Regions from separate parts of the Homo sapiens genome. Here region 2 is linked to region 1. A link is a loop called in an ENCODE intact Hi-C map of the cell type or tissue named here. Cell type or tissue: heart right ventricle. All regions are shown on one strand. Region 1 holds the start of LOC105370047 (a long non-coding RNA gene). Region 2 overlaps NCOR2 (nuclear receptor corepressor 2).

The links. A loop is a pair of places that touch in the nucleus more often than their neighbours do. Peaks named below come from ENCODE experiments on the same cell type or tissue, not always from the same donor. Only the 100,000 strongest peaks of a DNase experiment are listed, where the experiment ranks them.
Region 2: it touches region 1 in a loop (2.0-fold over the local background); 12 of 110 quality-filtered maps call a loop at or near these places.

What each region holds. Positions count from the first base shown.
Region 1 is chr12:124,506,112-124,514,111 of GRCh38, reverse strand. The region is part of intron 2 of NCOR2 (nuclear receptor corepressor 2); the gene reads left to right. LOC105370047 (a long non-coding RNA gene) reads right to left here and starts at 890. Exons shown (of 3, transcript NR_188646.1): 1 at 415-890. RefSeq lists enhancers at 775-1,069, 712-1,260, 1,261-1,809, 5,249-5,358, 4,886-5,471 and 1 more and a silencer at 5,533-5,747. In heart right ventricle, a CTCF peak has its summit at 3,655; DNase peaks (open chromatin) are centred at 1,241, 4,181, 6,231 and 7,571; H3K4me3 peaks cover 2,559 bases; H3K27ac peaks cover 7,868 bases.
Region 2 is chr12:124,429,845-124,437,844 of GRCh38, reverse strand. NCOR2 (nuclear receptor corepressor 2) reads left to right here. Exons shown (of 49, transcript NM_006312.6): 11 at 7,058-7,230. Among named protein-coding and RNA genes, the nearest start is that of MIR6880, 97 kb to the right of the region's middle. RefSeq lists enhancers at 4,061-4,668, 4,669-5,276. In heart right ventricle, a CTCF peak has its summit at 4,202 (motif pointing right); DNase peaks (open chromatin) are centred at 4,540 and 5,244; H3K27ac peaks cover 4,896 bases.

The DNA of each region.
Region 1 (8,000 bases):
AGATTTTGGGGGGACATAAACATTCACACTCCAGCACCCCTCCATCCAGGATTTTGTTCATCTTTGTCACCGCTGTGTCCCCAGCACTGGGTATGTAGCAGGCACTTAGGAGACAGTTGTGCCTGACTCAGTGTCTTCCACGGGGCCTCAGCCTGTCCCCTCCCCATAAATGGGGCCTCTCTGGTGAAGGAGGCCCTGCATTTTGGGGATGATTTGGAAAACCAGGAAAAGTTCTCATGCTTTTTCTCTGACTGCCACTGGGGTACCCACCAAGCATCCCAAGAGAGCTACCCCTCCTAGATACAGTCATGAGAAGGAACCCAGGGATGCTGTAGGTACGGGGAGTGGGGGAGGGGTGGTGACAGCCTCAGCCTTGTGTGTTGAGGACCAAGGCGAGGTGAGCATTCCACATACCTTAGTTCATTGTGTCCTTCCCATAGCCTTGTAAAGTCGGCACAGAGTCACCCTCTCCTGATAAGGCACAGAGAGGGTAGGCAGCTTGCTCAAAGACACACAGCTGCAGGCCTGCAGTATTACCAACTGAATGGCATTTCCAAGGCAGTTGCTTCTTTGCTCAAGGTCATGCTTAGCATGTTAAGGGGATCATCCTGTTTCATCCCCAAAAGTCCCTCTACTATCCCTATCTTCCGAGGCGGGTCCTGTTTTCTGGGGATCTGGCTCAGAACTGGCAGGGGCCCGTTTCCCAGGCTGAGAGAGTGCGCCTCATTTAGCCCAGAGCAGAGGCCCAGAGATGCCCACACTTCTGAAGGTTGGGGGTCAGTTTCCAGTGTGGCTTAGAAGTTAGAGGGCAGGAGGGGCACCCCAGAGTGGAGGAACTGCCCTCTTCCTCCGGAGTCGTTCATTTGCATGACAATGAGCCCTTTGTTCCTGAGGCCAGCCTCCTTCCCAGGCTAATAACATAATTCCTGGCCTGTGATGTCATAATGGGCCCTTTCTGTGGCTGGGGTCAGAGGCTGGGTGGGCAGCTGTGTGGGCTGGGCCAGGCCTGCTAATAACCAGGGAGGTGGTGATTGCCAGGGGCCTGTGTGCCAAGCTGCCTCCTTCCAGGGTCTCGCTGAGTCCTCCCGAGAGAGCAGCGGGAGGTGGGATTTGCTCCCCTGTTGACACTGGAGCAAGCTGAGCCTCCAGGAAGCCCTCCCTGGCCCCACCGTTTGTCTGGTCCCCCTCGATGAGCTGCTTCAAGCTTCTTGGCCTGTGGAGTGGGGGTGACTCACTGTCAGTTTGGCCCTCGGCCGAGAGGCGTGGGCGTGAGAGTCCCTTGTTTCCTGTAAACTGGAGGGAGGCCAATACCCAGCGGCTACTGTGTTGGGGCCACTCGGAAAGCCAGGTTCAAACCTTGGCCCCACTTGGTCCCCTGGGCATCGGCTGAACTCCCTGTGCCTCCGTTTCCCCCTCTGCTTCATGGGGTTCCGCTGGGGCTTGGGCTCAGAGCTAGGCAGGGAGTGAGCTTTCAGGAAATGGGCAATGTCAGAAAAGGCGGGGGCTGGTGGAGTGGGGTGAGTGGTGATACCCCCAAGAGTTAGGTCCATGTCCTAGTAACCCAGCCCCTGTCAGAGAGAGACCGTATTTGATAAAAGGGTCTTTGCAGATGTGTTTTGAGATGAGCTCATCCTGGGTTACCCAGGTGGGCCCTGAATCCAAAGACCAGTGTCCTTAGAAGAGACAGAAGAGGAGAGAGCAAGACTACATGAACTACAGGAAGACAAAGGCAGAGATTGGAGGGCTGAAGCCGCAAGCCAAGGAATGCCTGGAGCCACCAGCATCTGGAAGAGGCAGAAAGGAGCCTCCCTTTGAGCTTCTGGAGGGAGTAGGGTCCTGCTGACGCCTTGATTTTGGACTTCCAGGCTCCAGAACTGTTAGAGAATAAATTGCTGTCGTTGGCCGGGCGAGGTGGCTCATGCCTATAGTCCCAGCACTTTGGGAGGCCGAGGTGGGCGCATCACTTGAGCCCAGGATTTCAAGATCAGCCTGGGCAACATGGCGAGACCCTGTCTCTACAAAAAGCACAAAAATTAGCCGGATGTGGTGGCGGCTTGCCTGTAGTCCCACGCTGAGGCAGGAGGATCAATTGAGCCCAGGAGGTCAAGGCTGCAGTAAGCCATGATTGTGCCACTGCACTCCACCCTGGACCACAGAGTGAGACCCTGTCAAAAAATAATAAAAAAATAAAAATAAATCACTGTTGTTTTAAGTTTCCTGGTTTGTGGTCATTTTTATGGCAGCCCTAGGAAATGAACACAGCTGGCGACGCCAGTCTCTGGAGGTGGGGGAACTGGCCCTGGCGGGGGTTGGTACTGTTCCCCACTCCAAGCCTGAGGGTGCAGGACAAGTTTGGGTGGCCGAGAACCCCTTTGTGCCTGGGAGTGCATGAAGCCCCATTCGGGGAGTCTGGACTTTCCAGGAAGGACGCCTTGCTTGAACCTGCCTTTCTTGCCGAGAACCAAATCCACAAGGCCCTAGACCCCACCTGCCGCCTGCTGTTCGCTGTCCCCTCAGACAGCCCTGCTAAGGGGACAGGACCCAGAGGCAGGAGGCTCTCGGATTCTACCCCGGCTTTGCCCCAGGCCCCGGACGCCCTTTCCCCACGCGTCTGGTGACTCCTGCAGAACCCGGGTTGCACTCATCCCCCAGCAAGCCCCAGGTTTGCCGGGTGCCCTTGACAAATGGAGAAACTAGGCCCAGAGAGGGCAGGCTACTTGGCAGAGGCCACACAGCTCCTTAGTGGCACTGACGGCCTTACAGTCTCGCCACGGGGGCTGGCACTGGGGCTTCCAGGAGTGGGGATCAGAGTTCTCGGCCACTTGGAGACCTGGAGTGGAGCCGGCCGGCTGTGTGGACCTGGGGTCAGTTACCTGATATTTGGGACACTCGGCTGCCTTTGATGGACCTGGCCTGGTGTAGGTGGTACCCCGAAATCTGGGCTTTAAGCACACCCTGTCTGTGCTCTCAGCCTCAGTCTCTCTGTTTGCAAACTGGTCTTTGAGCTTCAGCTCCACGTCTGCGATTTTGCTCTTAGCATGTTCATGCATTCAGCAAACATTTATTGAGCACCTGCCATGTGCAGTGTGCTGGGACTCTGGGGGACACAAAGGTGTGACTCTTGCTTCATGGATCTTGTGTTTGGGGCTGTGGGGGGAGAGGAAATGCAGCAGCACAGGTTGGAGTCCAGATTCCGGGTTCTGATGAGGGAGGTCACGGAGCTGGGCCGTGAGGGAGGTGAGGATGTGGCCTTTCGTCTCCTCCTGGGCCCGGGGTGGACAGTGTGCAGCAGGCTCTCAAGTGGACATGGAGATGCCCACAGCCTGTCCGCGGCGGCCCATGGGCACCTCTGGCTGGCAGGACCTGGCCTGGTCTTGTGAGCAGGGACATGGGATGGGAGGGCTGCAAGGCCTGGCTCCAGCCTGGTGGGAGAGACAACAGTCTCCTCTAACCTAAGCAGCAGGCATGGGTATGCTGGTGACAGGGTCCCAGGACACAGTGGGTGAGCTGGACACAGGAGGTGGCTCGCCTGGGTTTGCATCCAGGCTGTGCCCTTGTTGGCTGTGTGACCTTGGGCAAGTTGCTCGGCCTCTCTGTGCCAGTCTCTCCAGCTGTAGAATGGGGATGATAACAGAATCCCTCACGGGGGCGCTGTGAGGAAGGAGTTGGTGCCACCAAGTGTTGTGTTGGGGACTGGCTGTGCCAGTGGCTGCGAGGTGTTCCCTCCCGTGGCTGCTCAGGGCAGCGGCGTGGAAGATGGAAGTGGCATTTGCTCATCTTCCCGCTGCCCTGCTCCTCCCTGTGCAAATAGCCTCAGTCTTCCACCTAGGAAACGGGAGCTGTAACAAGCACATGGCCCCATGGAGGTCGGGAGGAGAAGCGGAGCTGGGGTGCATCAGTGCCTGTGGGGTGGGGGCTTGGGGTCGCCACCTGCTCCAGATTGAGGCCTTGGCTGCCCCCGAGGCCTGGAACAGCCACTTGTTTTACAACCCAGGAAACTGAAGGCCTGGCAGGGATGGCCCCAAGACATGCCCATGGGTACAGCCCATGTGGTGGCTCCTGGCTGCAGACAATGCCTCTTTTTTCTGGCCTGGCGGGAGCAGCCCAGGCTTGCTCAACCTGGCCTAGGTTTATCAGCACATTTGGTTCTGCGGTGCGGCTAGCAGACATTCCCTCCAAGAGAGATCGTGATGTTCCTCCGGAAACCGAGGTCCGGAGGCTCAGGTTACTGTGGGGGGCGGCCGTCGGGGGGTGTGTCTGCCTCTGAGAAGTGACCCAGATCAGAGCTGGGCTGTGCTGGGCAGTGTTCATCTGCAAAGCTGCCGCCTGCTCTTTCACCCATGAGAGCCACTGACAGCTCAGGAAGGGACTGGGAGCCACCCACTTTCCCTTCAGGGTGACACAGGACAGGCCTCTCCCTGGCTCCTGCCTGGCCCCTTCCCCCTACACTGAGTCTGGCCTGGGTCTCCCATTCCATTTCTCTGGCCTCTTCTTGGCTGGCTTTGGACCTGTCCTCACCTACATGGATAAGGGACCTAGCGGGTGGAAGAGATCTGATTCCAGGGAGATCCTATCTGAGAGTTTGTGTTTTAGGAGGGTTGCTATCTTAGGTCTCTTGGTTGCAATGGACAGACTCCCTCTGCCTCCTGCATTTAGCACAAATAGTTCAAGTAACTAAAAAACCTCAGAGAAGCTTCAGGCACAGTTGGGTCCAGGTGCTCCCCACTTTCAGTCCCTGTTAGCCTGAGACTAATAATTGCAGTTCAGTAGCCCCAGTGGAAGGACAGCTTCTTGTTCCCAATATTCCAGCAAATATCATGGGAATGAGTTTTGTTGCCTCAGCTTGAGAGTTCAGAGTTAAGCCCCCCCCCCCCCCACCAAAGCCAGTGCCACTTTGGCTGGAGGGCTGGGTCAGCCTCCCTGAGACCCCAGGACTGAGGGTGCAGGGGGGGTGGTTGCCCAGGGAAATTGGGGTGTGGCATGCACGGAGTGGGGCCGGGTGGGCAGAGACACTGTGTCTTGCTCCCTGTGTTGGAGATGGGGCCAGGTTGGGGTCCCTGCCTGGCCTGCCTTTCATGGCCAGTGTGTGTGTGTCCCATTGGGGTGGAGCAGGTGGCGCCGATGAGTCACTGGGTAAGTTTCATTCCTGTTATATTTAATAGTTGAGGGCCTCTTGGGTCCCCCCTCCAAGCCGTTGCTGGCGCTCCACCTCCTGTCCCCCCATCAGCCCGCTTCAGCTCCCCAGCCTTCCCTCACCTCTCTTGTGGCGTCCAGTGACCACGTCATAAGCCACAGGTCATGTCCTGGCAGCCCCTGGGCTGTATTTGGCTGTCAGACTGATTTATTGGGTTGGTTTTATAGTCAGTGTTTTTTTAGAAATATCGGGAGATGTCTCAAAATTGGGCTTCTTGGCTTTGCTGGAAAGATTTGGATGCCGTGGACCCCCTGCCCCACGTGGACCCTGTTCCAGCAGGGTCTGGAACATCAGGAATGTTTGGGGGCCACATTCCTGGGTCTCTGCTCAGTGTTGGCTGGGGCTGAGCTGCGGTCACCCCCTTCCTGCGGGCCCCTCCCCTCGGCGTGGTGCCTGCCTGGGCCCTTGTGTTCCGGCAGGGTCTTGGGTATCTACAGCTCTCCTCTTGCTTTTTGTCCCTGCCCTTCTTCGGGTGGATCATCCGATCCCAGGTAGACGCTTAGCTTCAGCCGTCGCCACTCCTGGGCGCTGAAGCATTTGTTTACTGTCTGAGCTCCTGGCTGCAGGGGCCATAGGACCTTTTGGGTTCTTGATCACTGTCCCGTCATCAGACATTTATTGATCAATGCCCCTGGGGTAATTGAATGGCCCAGATGCGTCCACTTCTGAGCATTGGACAGAGCTGACGTAAAGTGGATTCTTCCCGTTTAGCCTGGGAGCCCAGGCGGCAGTGGGGTCCTCCCATCCAGGCCCTTTGTGGTCCAGCCTGGCCACTTGCTGGGGGCTGGGATGGGTTGGGGAGGCAGGAGGGGACCCTTGTTGAGTGGGTGGGCTCTGTCGCCCTGGACGCTGCTGCTGGCACAGCTATTCTTAGCAGCAGAAACATTTGTCCTCATTCACATGTGGTGGATGCCTCCAGGGATCTACCCTGAAATACTAGAGGCGACCCCATAAATTCCTCAGAAAGCCATCCTTGAGGGCCTGCGTGCATGGAGGAGAAGCGGGAGGAGGCGTTTCCGGCAGCTGCACAGCTGTGGATGTGTTTGCCAGATGTTGGAGGCAGGGAAGTCGGTGGGAACCTTGCGGAGGCCGCCTTCACACTCGGGGTCTGGGCATGGACATGAGCGGGTGGGACAGAGACTGCAGACTGGTGGGCAGAGAGAAGGGCTCTGGCCCTGGCCTCAAGTTTTGGGGTCCAGGGGCCCCTCTGAAGCAGTCAGCCCTTCCCTGGGCCCTGGCCTTGAGGCCACCTGGGTTGGAGGCAGCTGGCGAGGGGAGAGCTCAGCTTATCGGGCGCTTCCGAGGGATCAGAGGTGCAAGTCGCTGCCCAGCCATGCCCTGTGGCCGTCATGGGGTCCTGAGGTGAGGTGGGCCAGAGACAAGGCCTGGACGCATGCTGCACTCGGCTCTGAGGGCCTGCTGAGTGCCGGGGCCACTGGCAACACTTTGCCTTTTATGGGGGCAGCCTGAGCCTTTGGGGCCACCGCGGAACAACACAAGCACAACACTAGCAATCAGGGAGGTCTCCCTGGAGGAGGTGTTGTTTAATTTTAAATTGTGGTAGATACATATAATGTGAAATTTACCTTCAGCCATTGGTAAGTAGATAATTCAGTAGTGTTAAGAATAGCCATATTGTTTAGCAACCGATCTCCAGCACTTTTCATGTGGCAAAACTGAATCGCTATATCTGTTAAACAGTAACTCCCCCTTCCTCGCTCTCCCCAGCCCCTGGTCCCAGCCATTTTCCTTTTTGTCTCTATGAATTCAGTGACTCTGGCCACCTCCTACGAGTGGAATCGCACAGTGTTTGTCCTTTTGTGGCTGGCTTCTGTCACTCAGCATAATGTCAGGAGCTGTGTTCCATGTAGTCTGGGGTTGTTGGTTCATTCTTAGCCATGAAGCAAAACGGATGAAGACCCAGGACCCCAACCCCGTCCGCATCCTTTAGAAACCCCAGGTCCCACCGCCTCTCCAGGTGCTGTCCAGGAGCTCAGCCCCAGCTCAGCCACCCAGCTCCCTGAGCCCCACTCTGGCATGGCCTCCCTCTCTCCTGCCGTCACAGCCCAGGGGCACGGGGTTAAGTGGTTTGCCCAGGTTACACAGCTGGTGCCAGCGTCTCCCTCCCCACTGCCCAGACACCAGCCTCCTCTCTGACTCCTCACTTCCCTCTGCAGAGAAGATTGCTGTTGGGAAGGCCAGATGGAGGAGATGGGTCTAATGGAAAACACGTCCCTCCTGGGGCGCCCGGAACTTAATGAGGAAGAGGCGGCAGAACCAGGCGTAATGTTTGTGAAGTACGCAAGTGGGGAGGGCCGCTCCCCGTGCAGGGCTTCTCGGGTGGAGCCACAGGAACCTGGAGTGCAGGGAGGGTTCGTCCTGCTGTGGTTTATCTCCCTCTCTTCCTTTTAAAATTAAATGGAAACAAAAAAAAAAGGAGGGGAGGAGGAAGTGATTTTGAGCATACTTCGCCGTGGCGGGGGAGCAGGGCCGAGCTGGCTGCCGTCCAGCGGACAGGAACGCTCCAATTATATTGGAAACAGTAACGGGCCTCCTCGGAGGCTCCGACCAACGCCACTTCCCTTTCTGTTCACTGAGGGCGGGCGCCTGGGCTGGCAGGGCCGTGGGGAGGGCCGGGGGTTTGGGCACCCGTATCCTGACTGTGTGGCCTTGGGCAAGTCAGTTCACCTTTCCGAGCCTCAGTTTTCTGATCTGTTCAGTGGGGCGAATTGTGTTTGGTGAATGGAACTGGAGCGTCTGCTGCCTCTGGTGTTAGCATGAGATAAATGTGGCCTGGAGTGGAGGT
Region 2 (8,000 bases), 76 kb after region 1:
GTCAGTTCCGCAGCTGTGTCCTCCCTGAGTGTCCAGGCTGCGGAGGAAAAGCCAAGGCCGGCCAGGAAAGGAGGAAAGACAACAGCTGCTTCCAGAAGGCCCCAGGGTGGGTGGGGGTGGGGGGGCTCTATGGCCCCTCTTCCAGCCTGGAAGGGAAGAAAGCAAAATGTTGGCCTGGAAAATTAGTTGCTAAGCCCTGGTCACGGGACCTGTCCTGGGCTTTTCAGGCAGAAAGAGAGGTTTTGGAGAGAGGTGGAGGATCAGGGTGGGCTGTGTGCCGGGCAGCAGGGGCCGCAGGCGCACCCTTACAAATGAGCCTTTCCTGGTGCACTGGGCCCAGGTCCAGGCTCAGGGAAACTGAGACAGTGGACAAGCATTGAGCCCCCTTTCCCTGAGCCTGCATTTGTGGCCAGTGGCCTCATCCAAACAGAAAAGGATGCTGATTCCTGCTTCTCACTGTAGGCTGTGGATCTCAGCCCACGGCGGGGAGGCTGGGTCTGCCAGAGGCATGTGGTGGTGGTTTCAGGCGGCCGTGGCCATCACCCATTCCCCGGAGGAGATCAGGGTTGAGTATTCTCCCAGCTGTCAGGGGAAGAAGCGCGGACTCAGATGGGCTTCAACAGGAAAGGAATGGCTGTAGCTGGAAATGTCTGTTGGGTGTAGATGGCAGGAATAGTCTTTCAACTCAAGTCTTGCCTTCATTTCATTTCATTACATTTCATTTCATTTTATTTGTTTATTTATTTATTATTTATTTTTGAGATGGAGTTTCGCTCTGTCACCCAGGTTGGAGTGCAGTGGCAGGGTCTCTACTCACTGCAGCCTCCGCCTCTCGGGTTCAAGCAATTCTCCTGCCTCAGCCTCCCAAGTAGCTGGGATTACAGGCGCCCGCCACCAAGCCCGGCTAATTTTTGTATTTTTAGTAGAGAAGGTTTCACTCCATTGACCAGGCTGGTCTTGAACTCCCGACCTCAGGTGATGCACCCGCCTCGGCCTCCCAAAGCGCTGGGATCACAGGTGTGAGCACTGCACCCAGCCCCTTCATTCCTGTGCAGTTTTTTCAACTCCTTATGTTAGAACATTGACAAACTGAACCTGAATTCCCATAGCAGGTGGGAGCCGGAGAGAGCTGTGCTTTCTCGGATGGTATCACAGATGCTCTGATTAGGCCAGGAGAGGGCCTGCGTCCTGTGAACCAGTGGCTGATGCCGGGGAGATGGAGTGAGGCTGCCTGGTTTTGGCTCATGGGACTTTCTCTACAGTTGGGGATGATGTCATTGACTCCACCCAAGCCACGGGGCTGCTGGGACATGGTAGGGAATGGGATAAGGCTGGGGAGGCCCTGAAAAGGTCCCCACCTGGGGAAGAGGCGGGCTGGATGGGGACTGCTGCCTTGGGATTCTTGGATAAGAGACGCGGCAAGGGCTGGGAACTAGGTTTGCTGGAGGCTGGAGGGGCTCCCCTCATACCTGCAGCCCCCTGCCCCACCTCCTCTCTCCCTCAGCTGTGTTGAGGCAGGGCCTGCGAGGCAGCTCCCTGTATCCTTTCTGGGCCTCCAGAGAGGCCCTCCCAGGCGCAGGCCTGGCTCAGTCATGCCCAGCGCCTGTAGGTCTGTGGTACACAGTAGGTGATGACCAAGTCCTGCTTGAACTGAAATGGGCCGGGACAGGGTGTTAGCTGATCCAGTGCCTTTGGGGCCTGGATGCCAGTAGTCACGGAGCACCTACTGTGTGTGAGGCTCGCAGTTGCTGTGACACGGGCCCTGTCCTCAGACCTGCAGGCTGCAGGGACAGGTCGTGCGTAAGGACGAGGAGGATGCCCGCACACCCTGCCCTTCCGGTGCCTGTTGTGTTGCAGGCGCTCTTCTGAGTGCTCTCCATACATTAGGGCATTTAGTCCTGCGAGGTGGGCGCTTGGTCAGCCACATGTTTCAGAGGAGGAAATCGAGGCACAGAGAGGTTAAGTAACTTGCCCTAGGTCACACAGCTGGGAAGTGGTGGAGCTGAGATTTGAACCCAGACCACCTGGTTCCTGAGCCCATGCTCTGAACCCCCAAGGGGCAGTTCCGAGAGAGTCCAGGAGGGTGTGTGGGGTATGGTGGTGTGGTGAGCGGCCACATGGTGGGGCTGAGCAGTGCCTGGGGAGGGGGACCCTGGGCAGGCATGGGGTCCTGGGCAGGTGTGTGGGCACGTGGGGCCAGGTGAGGGGCTTAGCTGGGGCAGGAGGTCCTGGCTTTGGAAGGAGGGGCTGTGCTATATGGGAGGAGGGTCTTCCCTTGGCCCTGCCTGCCTGCTCTGGCCCCGAACTTGGTTGGGTACTAGAGGGAGGAGACACTTCCAGCCAGATGCTGGTGCCTGGGAAGCTGCGGGCAGCCCTCGGGACCCAAGCCCTGCTCATAGGTGAGGAGAGGTGGGCTGCCCAGCAGTGCCTTGCCCAGCTTCCTCAGATCCCCCACCTTGACTGGATGGTGCCCACAGGCACTTGGGCTGGTGCGAGAGGCTCTTGAAACGAGCGTCCAATCTGTTTATCAAGTTAAGAGATACCCACACAGGGCTGCTGGGTGCCCGGGAGTCACAGGCCAGGAAACAGACCGGTAATCTGGGGAGAAGAGCTGCACAGAGGGCTAGACTCTCGAGATGGGCTGGGGACCTCAGTGCTGAGGTGGGAATGACCAGAAAGGACTGGCTTTGTGCGGATCTGGGAGTCAGGGTGTCAGGCAGAGGGCATAGCAAGTGCAGAGGCCCTGAGGCAGGAACCAGCTTGGGACAGAACCTGGCAGGCCAGCAGCAGGAGCCAGGTCGCGTGGAAACATCTGCCCTCAGGCTAGGATGGAACATTCAGGTTTTATTCCGAATGCAGTGGGACACCGAATTTATTCTTAATACATGTATTTGTAGTAAAGAATCCAAAGTCCTTATTCTAAGAAATTTGACAGAAGAGTACAAGGCACATCTATATACCCACCACCTAGAATCAGCCACGGTTACCATTGCCTTGTATTTGCTCTGTGTGTATAACATGTTTGTTGTTGCACTATTGGAAAATAGGTGCAGAGGTGCCGACCTTCACCCCTAATAAATACTCCCCCTCTGTCTCCTGCGAGGAAGGAAATCCTCTCATTTTCACCTAAAATGACTGCCAATTCAGCGCGATCTTGCCGCCTCCTTGACAGCCCCCCATGGTTCCCCCCTTGGGGTGAAGGCTCCTCTCGGGAGGGCAGGAGAGGATCTGATTTCCATTTAAAAGGATCGCTGCAGCTGCTGGAAGGAGCTCAGGCTGGAGGTGGAGTTGGGGTGGGCTTGAGTTCTTTAAAGATCGCCAGTGGCTCCTTGGGGGGTCTGTGGAGGGGGTGGAGGGAGAAATTGGCTTATTTAAAGCTAGAGAAGAGGCAGGCAGAAACCAAGGACTTCCAAGAAGGGTCCGGTGTGGCTTTGTGGCCCATCTTAGGAGGGATGGAAACAAATTCAACACCCCCTGAAGCTGCGGTGGCGATTGGGATGGTCTCTTTGTTGTGGTATAAGAAGCCGAAGTCCCTGACTTCATTGATTTCAGTAAGGCCTGGGGAGGGGGGCTTGGCCGAGAACTCTGATGTGCCTGCCTCACCCCCACTGGGGAGTCAGACCCCCCTCAGACCCTGGGACCCCCACACCTTAGCAGGTTCCTGGGGACCCCCATACCTCTTCCCAGAGAGCAGGGCCTCGTCCCTGTCATGGGATCCTCAGCACCAGCACAGCCCCCCAAGCCTGCCACATCTCCTGGGAAGCTGAGCTGGACCCTCTGGAGGCCCAGTTGGCTGAGAGACTGGCTCAGCCTGTGGTCCCAGAGGCATGGCTGGCCTGCTTCTTCTCCCTAGTGGATTTGCGCTCCTAGCACCCCGCAGACTAGCTGGCGGGGGTGGGGGGCGGGAGGGGGACGGCTCCAGTCTTTCCCTGTGTGTGTGTGTGCGTGTGTGTGTGTGTGTGTGTGTGTGTGTGTGTGTGTGTGTGTGTGTGTGTGTGTAAGACAGAGAGAGGGAGGGAGGGAAGGGAGGAAGGGATCTGTTTCCTCCCCTGGCCAGTGGGTCTGCCCTTGTAGAAAAATGCCAGTGAGCATCTTCCCTGCTACCCAGGCCAGGCCGGAGCTGCCCGCCCTGCGCTGTCCGAGGCAGACCGAATGCACACCCAGCACAGTGGACATAGGCACAGGCTACAGCAGGTGGCACTGTGGTTAGACCCAGAGGGGGACTTCCTTGTTCTGGGCAGAAGGCAGAGCCCAGTGCTTGGGGCCATGGAGGTGTCTGGATGTCCCCTCAGGGACACTACTGCTGGAGGCCTTTGCCACCCGTGCACTCCACGAGGGACCCAGCTAGAGCCGGGCCGTCTTGCCAGCGCCCTGCCGGCAATGTGGACAGGCTGAGGCCCCGCTGGCCAGTGGCCTGTTGGCTTCCGCCCGCTGGTCTGCACCAGTCACCACGTGACTTTCCTCTGCTGGCTTGAGGTGAGCTTTTCTCACCCATGAGCCTGGGGCCTCTTGGACAGGGGCCGAGGTGGCATGGGCTGGTTGTTGCCGTCCCTGCAGTCCCCATCCCTCACTGGGGCTGTCAGCAGCCACTGCCCCGAGCACGTGTGGCCGTTGTCTGTCACCAGAACTGCCTCTTGATCTCCAGCGCGTTCCTGGCACAGCCTGCATGCATGGGGTTAGGTTCTGGGCCACCCAGCACCAGCCTGGCCACCTCGTGGGGACCGTCATGGTCACGGGGCTGTCGAGGATGGAGGGCACAGCTTGCCCTTGGTCAGCAGCTGAAATATGGGGTGGGGTGGGGCTGAGGTGTCTGGGCTCCAGGACCAGAGAGGGGCTTTCTGACTGTACCGAAGCACCAAGTGGGTGTTTGTGGAGGCTCCCAGATCACACCGTCTGTCCACCCCCAGCTGTTAGAGGTGGAGTAACTGGGGTTGTGTGGGTGGCTCGCCCTGCGTCCCCTTCCCCGCCCCCACCCCCCGCCCCCCGCCGCCACTTGCTCAAGTCACCTTGGAGATGTGGAAGCCAGGCAGCTATGCTCTGGGCTGATTGGGGATCTCTTCTCAAAGGACATGCAGCAGGCAGCACTGTGGTTAGATGTGGAGAGGGACTTCCTTGTCTTGGAGGGAAGGCAGAGCCCCCTCTCTGGGAGCTGCTGGGGTCCTCACAGCTGGTCCTTGGGGTGAGGCTGGGGAATGAGGAACTGCTTGGAATGTGGTTTTCTCTGGCGGCTGCCCCTCCCCAGGGCTGACGGGCCCGCATGTTGTACAGCACAGCTTCCTGTGGTGTGGCAGTGGGCTCCATCCGGGCTGTCTGGTGCGGCCGGAGCCCCAGCCGCATGTGGCTGCTGGACACTGGAAGCATGGCTGGGGAGAACTAGAGCCCGACTCTTAAATTTTACTGGATTTGTGATTTCAGTTGAGCCACACATGGTGGGTGGCTTCCATTTGGGACCAGGCCTCTGCAGAGGAGGCCAGGTCTGGGTGGCCGGTTCACCAGGAAGGGAGGTGACCGTGTCCTCAGGGGAAGTCTGTGGGTTTTCTTCAGGGGCCCCCGTCTGCTGGATAGCCATGCAACTATGTGCCTGTCTTTCTGTCGTCTGCCTGTGTGATGTGTGTGTGTCTGTTGTGTGTCTACATGTGTGACTCTGTGTATGTGTGTCCATCATGTCTGCCTGCGAGACCCTGTGTGTGCATCTGTTTGTCTGCCTGCGACTGTGTGTGTGTCTGTCATATGTCTGCCTGGATGACCGTGTGTGTGTGTCTGCCTGCCTGTGTGACCGCCTGTGTGTCTGCCTGCCTGCCTGTGTGATGGACTGTGTGTGTGTCTGTCATATGTCTGCCTGCATGACCATGTGTGTGTGTCTGCCTGCCTGTGTGACTGACTGTGTGTCTGTCTGCCTGTGTGACCATCTGTGTGTCTGGCTGGCTGGCTGTGTGACTTATGTGCCTGTGTATATATGTGTGTGTGTGTGTCTCTCTGTGTATCTGCCTATATGACTGTCTGTCTGCCTGTGTGACTGTGTGTCTGTCTGTCTGTCTGCCTGTGTATCTGTCTGTGTGTCTGCCATGTGACTGTGTGACTGTGTGTCTACTGTGTGTGTACCGTGTGGGTGACTGCATGTGTGTATGTGACTGTGTGTGTCTGTGACTGTATGTGTGTGTATCTGTGTGTCTGCCTGTGTGACTTGTGTGTGCCTGTATGTATGTGTGCCTGTGTATATCTGTCTGACTGTATGTATGTGTGCCTGTGCATATATCTGTGTGTGTGTGTCTCTCTGTGTATCTTGTGTGTGCCTGTATGTATGTGTGCCTGTGTATATCTGTCTGACTGTATGTATGTGTGCCTGTGTATATATCTGTGTGTGTGTGTCTCTCTGTGTATCTGCCTATATGACTGTCTGTCTGCCTGTGTGACTGTGTGTCTGTCTGTCTGTCTGCCTGTGTATCTGTCTGTGTGTCTGCCATGTGACTGTCTGTGTGACTGTGTGTCTACTGTGTGTGTACCGTGTGGGTGACTGCATGTGTGTATGTGACTGTGTGTGTCTGTGACTGTATGTGTGTGTCTGTGTGTCTGCCTGTGTGACTTGTGTGTGCCTGTATGTACGTGTGCCTGTGTATATCTGTCTGACTGTATGTGTGTGTGCCTGTGTGTGCATGTCTGTGTGACTTTGTGTATCTGTGTGTGTCTGTGACTGCATGTGTGTCTGCCTGTGTGACTTGTGTGTGCCTGTGTATATCTGTCTGACTGTATGTGTGTGCCTGTATGTGCATGTCTGTGACTGTGTCTGAGTATATGTGTGTTTGTGTGACTGCATTTGTGTGTGCCTGTGTGACTTGTATGTGCCTGTGTGCTTGTGTGCCTGTGTGTATCTGACTGTATGTGTGTGCCTGTATGTATGTGTCTGTGTGGCTGTATCTGACTGTATATGTGTGTGCCTGTGTGACTTTGTGTGTGTGCGCACGCACCTGTGTGTCTGCCTGCATGTGAGTGGGCAGGGGGGAGGCGGCGGGTGCCAGGTGCAGGAGCATCTTCCGCAGTGCCCCCTGCGCTCTCCCAGGAGCAGAAGTTCTGCCAGCGCTATGACCAGCTCATGGAGGCCTGGGAGAAGAAGGTGGAGCGCATCGAGAACAACCCCCGGCGGCGGGCCAAGGAGAGCAAGGTGCGCGAGTACTACGAGAAGCAGTTCCCTGAGATCCGCAAGCAGCGCGAGCTGCAGGAGCGCATGCAGAGGTGAGCGGGGCCTGAGCCCAGGGCCCCCGACGTCAGGGCCCGGGGTCAGCTCCAGCATCCTCAGTAGAGATGGCCTGGCCAGGAAGGAACAGAACAGCACAGCAGCTTCTCAGGCCAGTGGCCAGGGCCCTACCAGACCCTGGCCTGTGTCACGTGGAGCCTCTTTGGCCTAATACTTACTTGGAACTTAAATACATTTTGGGGACAAGCACTTCTTCCCATGTGCCATAGCGTGCACCTGCCAGCTTCACTCATTTCTGGGGCCTGCACGACCCCTGAAGGCAGCTGAGTTTGAGATCCCTGGTGTGGGACAAAGGGGAGAGACGTGGCTAAGAGACCACGCTGTCAGCCTCCCCCAGTGGCTGTGAGGACTGGGTGGGCCCCATCTGAGAGGTGCCTGGTGACAGGCAGCTGTGGTTCTATGGCCATTTTTCTTTGGATGCACAGATAAGGCGATTCATTGGTAATGATAACAACACCTTTCACCCTTAACTGAAGTCACAAGCCATGTCTCATTAAGTTCCCCACAACAGCTCTAGGCAGCCAGGTGCCACTTTTGAATCCTCATATGACAGGGGAGGAAACTGAGGCACAGAGAGAAACACTTCGGCCCAGGGCCAAAGAGGCAGAGCTGGGCTTTGAACCCAGATCTTTGTAGCTGGGCTTTTCAGGGTGTTTTAGGAGAGAGGAAGGGACTGAGCTGCCCATGTCACAGGGTTTGGCCTTGCTGGGTTGGGGTGGGGGCTCCATGCCTCCCCAGGACCCCGGGT